Linked DNA regions of Homo sapiens: region 2 is linked to region 1. Evidence: chromatin contacts called from ENCODE Hi-C or POLR2A ChIA-PET data. All regions are on one chromosome and are shown on one strand. The core of a region is the stretch at or near the end of the contact, and the rest is flanking DNA. Distances in the headings are between cores, read along the strand shown.

Region 1 (3,814 bases), core at 973-3,472:
AAAGGTCCATAAAATTTCATGTGTTTTAGCCCTCACATATTTTGCATCTGCTGTGGGGTAGGGGTGGGAATGTCAGGTGTCAAAGCTCAGTCCTTCCTTAAAGATTATTTGATTCAGAGAAGACCTTGGAGGCCAAGTACATCTCTGCTTCTTGCCTCCCTCCACCCCCTTCCCATTATGTTTAAGAAAATGCAGGCTTTGAAGTGAAGCTGTGCTTATGATTACACAGCCTGTGCTTGGTGGAAATTGGACAAATCCATGCATTAAGAATGGATTCTAGGATCTGCTGGTCAGAGAGACCAGCAGCAAAAGGACTGAAGCAGAAGCTGAAAGATCCAGGTGTCAGTCTTGACTGCCACTGGCTGATGTGTGACCTTGAAGAACAAACTTCCTCCACTGGGCCTTGACTCCCCATTTGTGCATGCAAGAAGGAGCCACCTTCCTATATTGGAAGTTATGGGAAGCCTCTGTGACAAAGGGAAGTCTGAGCAGAGGCTCAAAGGAAACCAGAGAGAGTCACTTGTATGCCCAGGCCTTTCTGTGAAGAGGAGAGTGTGTGTGGCATCTTGGTGGACTGGCAGGGAGGCCAGCATGCTCAGCTGGGTGGGCGAGGAGGGCAGAAGTAGGCCAAGTAGACGAGGCCAGAGAGCCAGTGCAGGCTATGGCAAGGGATTTTGCTCATAGGGAGAGGGGAGCCATTGGACCTGATGAACCTGGAGTGAGATGACCTGAAAGATATTTAAAAATGATCACTGGTGCTGCTGTGTGGAGTGAGGGTGGAGGCTTGATAAAAGGTGGCTGCAGGCCTGGTGCGTGGCTCATGCCTGTAATCCCAGCACTTTGGGAGGCGGAGGCAGGCAGATCGCTTGAGCCCAAGAGTTTGAGACCAGCCTGGGCAACAAAGTGAGACCCCATCTCTACAAAAAATACAAAAATTAGCCGGACGTAAGTGGTGTGTGCCTGTAGTTCCAGCCACTTGAGAGGCTGAGGCAGGAGGATTGCTTCAGCCTGGGAGGTTGAGGCTGTAGTGAGCCACTACACTCCAGCCTGGACGACAGAGCGAGACCCTATCTCTAAAAAATATTAAAAAGCCAGTGGAGAAAGTGCCTACGATCACCTCCAGCACAAGGCATAACGTGGCAAGTGCCTAAAAAGAAGCAGAGGGAAGTGGTGCTGGCCGGAAAGAATGAGCCGGACATTATCAAGCAGAGATGGCAGGCAGAAGGCGTGACAGTTTTGCAGAGGAAATGGCATAAACAAAGATATGTGTGAGAAAAATGAAGGCCTTGCTCACGGAAACAGTGCTGTGAAGTGACTGAGAGTGAGGATTCTGTGCCCTTAGAAGAGTTATTCAAACTTCCCATCCCTTAGTCTTCACTGTAAGTGGGGGCCGTTATCCTCATCTGCCTGGGAGAGGTCTGTCAATGAGAGTTGCCTGTGTTGTACTCTAGAGGTGCAGGGCGAATGGTAGCTTTCACTATTATGAATTTACGAAATTTTTATGAAATGCCAAAAAGTTCCGTGAGGCATAGAAATGTGATCAGCAGGAAGTCAGGCTGATAGCAAAGAGTCTTGAATGCCAGGCTGAAGAGACAAAAGAAGGAGGGAGAGTTCCAGGCTTGCTTTATTCTAAAAGTCACCAGAGGAGCTTCTGAAAATGAAGTCCCTCATCTTCCTACTCTGACATGGGGCCCAGGGAGCTGGATTTTAGCAAGAGTCCCTGGTGATTCTTATGCGGATGCGGCTTAAGAAAATAAATGTTTTTAACCTGAAGGTTGAAGGGGGCATTGTCTTCAACTGCTGAGCTGGTGGACCCATCTGCAAACCAACGATATGCCGACTACTCCCAGTTCTCCTTGTGCAAAGCCAGCAACTGCTAAATAGTTGGAGCTGATAGTTGGAAGGAGGAAGCATGTGGTCCGGGATTGAAGGAGAGCTCTGGGGACCTTTCGAGGAGCCACCCTTCCCCTGTGGCTGTGCAAGGTGGTGACCCAAGCTCATGTTCTCGTCCCAGCTCCAACGCTGCCAAGTCACTGTGTGTCACTTGGATGATTCTTGCCTCTTTTCTGAGCTGCAACTTCCTCCTCTGTTTGAAAAAACAGAAAGTTGAGAGGTCTGAATTGGGCAAACTCTAAAGTCCCTTCCAGTTCCAACTTTATCTGTTTATCAAACAGCCTAATCTTTGCAAAAGCACTTGCAATGGCTACAGCCTGGAGACAGTCTTTGCAAACTTTGCAGTCAGACTCAAGGCTCTGGGGGTTATGCAAAGGGCACTGAATACTCCTGCCATCAAGATAACAGAAGGAACCCTTCTCTGGGGAGGGTTGTTCACATGCACCTCAGTACACGCAGCTCTGAGAGCTGGGACTTGTCTGATTTAACCCTTATCACCCTGCAGCATTTGGTGGGGCCAAGGTGGAAGCAGTTAGTCAGTTACCTCTGACTTTCTGGCACTTCCTTTGCCTGAAACAAGCCAATTGGGTTTTAGTGCTCTCTGATCAGAAGCTTCATGAGTCTGTGGTGTGAAAAGTGAAGAAAATAAGTGTCTTTGATTTCAGATAAATCACTTATGCACTCCAGGACTCAGTTTCTTTGTCTGAAAAATTTTCACTCCCTGAAAGAGGATACTTTTGCTTCTTAATTGCCATCAAATTTGGATGGCACAACTTTTACTGAATTCTTTTTTTTATCCCACAAAATTGAGAAATGGTCAGACTTTTTAGGACCAGTTTAAAAATAATAGTTTCATCTCAAGCAAAAGGCTGGCTTTCTATTCACCTTATCTCTGTTAAAGGCATCTTTACATTTTGAGGCAGAAAGTGGTAACAGTGACCTCACTCAGGGCCTTTCTCCCTGGCGGCTTCCACATACCTCTGCACACACAGATCTGAGGGATCTGACTTAACCTTTATCTCACTCATTGAGTTTTCAACTGAGTAGATTTATGAAATATCCATCTAAAGAGTCACAATGATTTCTTGATATATTTTCTAAAGCAAAAGGTGGGGGAAAATGTCTGAGACTGTAATCCCTTGCTAATTGATTTTCTCATTTCCAGATTCAAGGGTCTGGAGATAATAATTTGCAAAGGGGAAAAATATAAACTCTCAGGAAAACACACTGCTCAGGGTATAGGGGAGGAGGGTGCTGTGTGAGGAGTGGCTTGTGGCAACATGACTGGGGAATGAAGAAGAGTTAGGGCATAGCGATTTTATGAAAAAGGCCGAAGGAGTGAAGGTGGATGGGACTCCAGGACTCTGATAGCTTCTGGCTAGTTGGTCTTCTCCTGCCTTCTAGGGCAGTACCATTTTCCTTACACCGTTATTTTGCCCCCGGACGCCTCCTTGTATATCCGCCCTCCCATCCTCTGAGGAAGGCACTGGTCTCCCTGAATAGCAAGGTTTGCTTTCCTTCACCATGGCTGCCTGCCCCCTGAGCATCGAGCCTCTGGTCTGGCCTGGGGGCCACCAGGGCACCCCACTCTCCCACCTTGAAGCAGGGCACAGACAGCAGAGGAGTCTTCCATAGGAGTCAGGTCCTGAGGGCAACTTCCCTGTTCTCCCTCCACAGCACGCTGGGTCCTCACCAGGGCCACCCTCTATATGCCAGGCAGAAGGACTCCTGGAATCCCCACTTCAGCTGCTGAGGCCCACAGAGGAGTGGGTGAGAGGCTGACTGTCAGAGGTTGCTGAGAACCCAAGGTGCCTGAGAAGGGGTAGCTTGAAGTAATCCCATCCAAGAGTGTCAACGTGCAGTTTCTATTTGACTGCGCAAAGTTCTGGTGACAAATATTTATTGAGGCCTCCTAAAAGCC
Region 2 (3,814 bases), core at 357-2,856, 60 kb before region 1:
TGCACGACTCAGTTTCTTGTTCTGTAGGATGAAGGGAGTGAGACATAACTTCTAAGGCCTCTGGCTGCTTCCACACACTGTGAGTCCCTGAGGTTGGAAGGTTGGTCTCTGCACTGGAGTTCCTGGCTCTCCTGTGTTAGAAAGAGTGTTTTCTCCTGGCTTTCCATTCAGTTGCGGCTTGGCAGAGGCAAAGCTGCAGTCTTTGGGTGTGTTGCAGGAGAGGTCTGTGGTTTTGTGAGCAAAATGAAATATGGGCTTTTGAACTTCTCAAGTTCAGCAACCCTTTTCTGGCCTTTACTGTTTCTCTCTGGGTTTCTTTCTGTCTCTCTGTTTTCATTAAAAAAGTTTTTTTTTTCCTCCATGAGAATAGTCCCATATTTTAAAAAAGAGCAATGTTTCTGTGGGGTGGGAATAGGCTACCTTCTAGTAGGGAACACTCCCTGAGGGAGGCCTGGGAGGTTGTGGCTCAATCTGAAAGGATCTCGACCAGTGCTTCGTAAAATTTGCAGCGCATGAGAATCACTTGAGCATCTTGTTAAATGTGGATTCTGGCTGAGTAGGTTTGGGTGGGACATGAGTTCTGCATTTCCAGCGAGCCCCCACGTGATGCTCGCTCATGGACCACACTTTTATTACCAAGGCTAGATGATCCCAAGTCAGGCCTCCCCTGAGCTCCTGTAGAGTGGAGAACTCACAGGATGGGGACACTGTAACCAGGTTCTTCAGCCTGGGGCTCTTCAGGCCTCTAGGTTCAGCCTCAGCCTAGAATGAACCTGCAGTCAGCTCTTAACATAGGGAATCTTATCCCCTGGAAGGCTGGGCTGTCATAAACTGGCTGGGAATCAGACTCTATGGAGGTTCTTACTTTTGCTGTCTGACCCTCGAATGGTTTTCTTTTTTCTTTTTTTCCTTTCTTTTTCTTCCCCTGGCTTTGGGAGAAGAAAAATTGGACTGTGGGGTAAAGAAGAACAATGCCTCAATTAGCTAGAAAGCTACAGTATTGAATTAAATGAGCCCCATGCTATGGCTCATTAACAACATCCTATTACTTAGCAAGTCTATAACTAGTGTTTCAGCTAAAGAAAGAAATGTAAATCATTTAATACACCTTTCCTAATTGAGCTGTGCACCAGGGGCACCCTCCTAATGGTATTATGGCACCAATTACCTCATCAGAAGAGAAGAGCTGCTTTTATGACAGGTTTTGGAAATTAAAATGGCAGAGAGATGTCTTTTAGGAGGAGTAATTCTGGGCTGGGCTGTGCTGAGCAACGAGCAGGGGCTGAAAGGGCACGTGGGGCCCGGGTGCTAAAGGCGGGACGGTGACCCCTGTCTGGTCTGACCCCCATCTTGGGGATGAGATCTGAACTTAGTCTTTTCATACTGTCTGGTCAAGAATGTGAGCCACAGTGGCTCTTGTACTTCAGTGTGTATAAAATCCACTGGGGAAGCTTGTTAGAAATTTAGATTCCAGGGCCCCACCCTGAGATTCTGACCCAGGAAGTCTGGGCTGGGCTCCAGCCAAACCATACTTGTAATAAGACCTCTGGGAAACTCCCTTGCAGAAAGCTGAAAGACACTGTTTCGAGAAACATAGCAGAGAAGGTCCCAATGATTTCCACCAAAACCCAACTACGTGTCTGCAGGTTCCTCTATTACTAGGGGTTTTACCCGTCCCAAAGACCGGATTGAATGAGACTTATTTTGGTTTGCTTCTTCAGACACAGCACAGCTACCTTCCTCCTTTTCTCTCTGCTTAGCCTGCTTTGGTTGGTACATGGGGTAGAGCAGTGGGGCAAACGGGGATGACTGTTTGCTTGGGTGTTCACTCTCTGTGTGATGTCGGGCAGGGCATTGTACGCTTGGGGCTGCAGTTTCCGCACCTCAAAATGTGCATGGTCAGGTAAAGGGTATGAACACGTTATTGATCAAGACACTTTGTCTTTTTTGCGACTCAGTTTTCCTTATCTATAAGATGAGAATGTTGCGCTTTATGAATTTGGCGAGTGTAAATAGGAACTGAGATTCTCTTTCTGGCAGCTTTTCATGGTTTCCTTTCTGTGGCAAGGAAAGGAAGAACTTCAACCTCCAGATTTTGTGTAAATATTGAATCTATAGCAATGGTTTTGTGGAGTGTTCCAGTTTCCTAGGCTGATGATTAATGTGGTTTTCTCTGTGAGTGTTGAGCCTTCTCAAAAGGCTTTTCCTGCTATTCCTGTGAAATGCACAAAGGCAAAGTGTTAGTCCTGCTTTTTTCTCTATTGCCATGTGGAAGGGGGAGCAGATGCATTCTGCATTCCTCACAGGGCAGAAGACATGTCAGCTGACAGACGTGGGGAGGCAAAACTGGCCTTAATCTGATATGAATTTCCTGACAATTACAATGACCTCCCTGATCCCAGACCTTTGCTGGCTTTATATTGCCTATCACATCACACACAGACTTCCCTGTTTGGCCTGCCGTGTCCCCATCATTTGGCTTGAGCAGGCTTTGTTAATCCTATATCCTCGAAGTAACTTGAATTGTGGGGCTTTAACTCACTTTTATTTATTTATTTATTTATTTATTTATTTATTTATTTATTTATTTTTATTATACTTTAAGTTCTAGGGTACATGTGCACAACGTGCAGGTGTGTTACATATGTATACATGTGCCATGTTGGTGTGCTGCACCCATTAACTCGTCATTTACATTAGGTATATCTCCTAATGCTATCCCTCCCCCCCTCCCCCCTTAACTCACTTTTTTGATGCTCGCTCTCCAATCCACATTTCCAACTAGGTCCTATTCTACATGTTCAACAGCCCGCAGAGCTCCCCCAGTGGACTATGTTGTCATTACTACAAACCTAAAACGTCCTCAGGCACATCCATCAACTCTCCCTTACCCTTGTTGCTCTTCCCATTGATCTCTAGTTCCAGTTGCAGAAGCATGGTCTAGGGTTAGGAAATGAAACATAGCTTGGAAGATCCCAAACCTCCTCATTTTATTAAACACTCTATAGCTAGAATCTATTGCTTTGAAATAGCTCAGAGTTTAATAGTCAGAAGAAATCTTTTCCAGTTCTTACAGCCCATACCGTTTCTTCTTCCAAATCAACAATGAAACGTCTCTAGGTTTTATAGCTTTTGGGTCTGGTTAAATCTCATGTGTAGGAGAGAATGGTCTGTTGGCAGCACACGTGCAAATGGGGTGTGTAGACAGCATAAGCCGAGTGTAAATCCATGGTAGGTGCATGCCAAAGAAGGTCACATATGTCCGTTTTCATTAAGAAAAAGTGCAGCCTCTTGTGTGAGCAAAGGTATTGTCCTGATCAACTTGCACTGATTGAAACATGCCTGGGGTGCTTCTTAACTTATTATTATATTATCGTATGTGTATTACCTTTCCGAGCTGTCAAAGATGGTGACTTTAAAGTCGGCCATTACTAAGTCATTTCTATCCATTTCTTTCTGAATTTCCACGAATTCTTGCTTTATTTGTTTTTATTCTACATTATGTGGCAATTAAAGCATCATGACAGTTATTTACATGCTATTCACTTTTTCAATATTTATCTAAATGTCATGTAAGTTTTCCGTTTTAAATTCTACTTTGATACAAAATATTGTGACCCTGTTTTCTTTACAAATTGAGTCTTTGTGCATGTGATGTATTTGCTAGCTTATCCTTTCTTATTCTAATGCTTTTCTTTATTTGAGGTATATATCTTGGGATGATAGCATATTGATAAGTTTAGTTTTTCAAATATGGGAGCTAAAGCCACTTACATTTGTTATCACAGTTACCATTTTTGTTTTAACTTTAGTC

The links. A loop is a pair of places that touch in the nucleus more often than their neighbours do. ChIA-PET counts read pairs that join two places held with the same protein, here RNA polymerase II (POLR2A). Pooled maps may share reads with other maps.
Region 2: a loop to region 1 is called in a map of PC-9, with 5 times the contacts of the local background. The contact joins two enhancer-like sites. A Hi-C loop is called at or near these places in 7 of 168 maps with a recorded cell type or tissue (Calu3, PC-3, PC-9 and 4 more), 1 of 37 single-sample maps with no recorded cell type and 5 of 50 pooled maps. POLR2A ChIA-PET finds 5 or more read pairs at or near these places in 2 of 52 experiments (MCF 10A and OCI-LY7).

Annotation. Positions count from the first base shown.
Region 1 is chr3:193,909,564-193,913,377 of GRCh38, reverse strand. No RefSeq gene overlaps it. Among named protein-coding and RNA genes, the nearest start is that of LINC02038, 67 kb to the right of the region's middle. Within about 2 kb of position 2,222, at least 2 of the 41 ENCODE cell types and tissues checked have a DNase peak (open chromatin) inside an H3K27ac peak, as active enhancers do.
Region 2 is chr3:193,969,368-193,973,181 of GRCh38, reverse strand. All of the region lies in intron 1 of LINC02026 (long intergenic non-protein coding RNA 2026), which reads left to right. Among named protein-coding and RNA genes, the nearest start is that of LINC02026, 32 kb to the left of the region's middle. Within about 2 kb of position 1,606, at least 8 of the 41 ENCODE cell types and tissues checked have a DNase peak (open chromatin) inside an H3K27ac peak, as active enhancers do.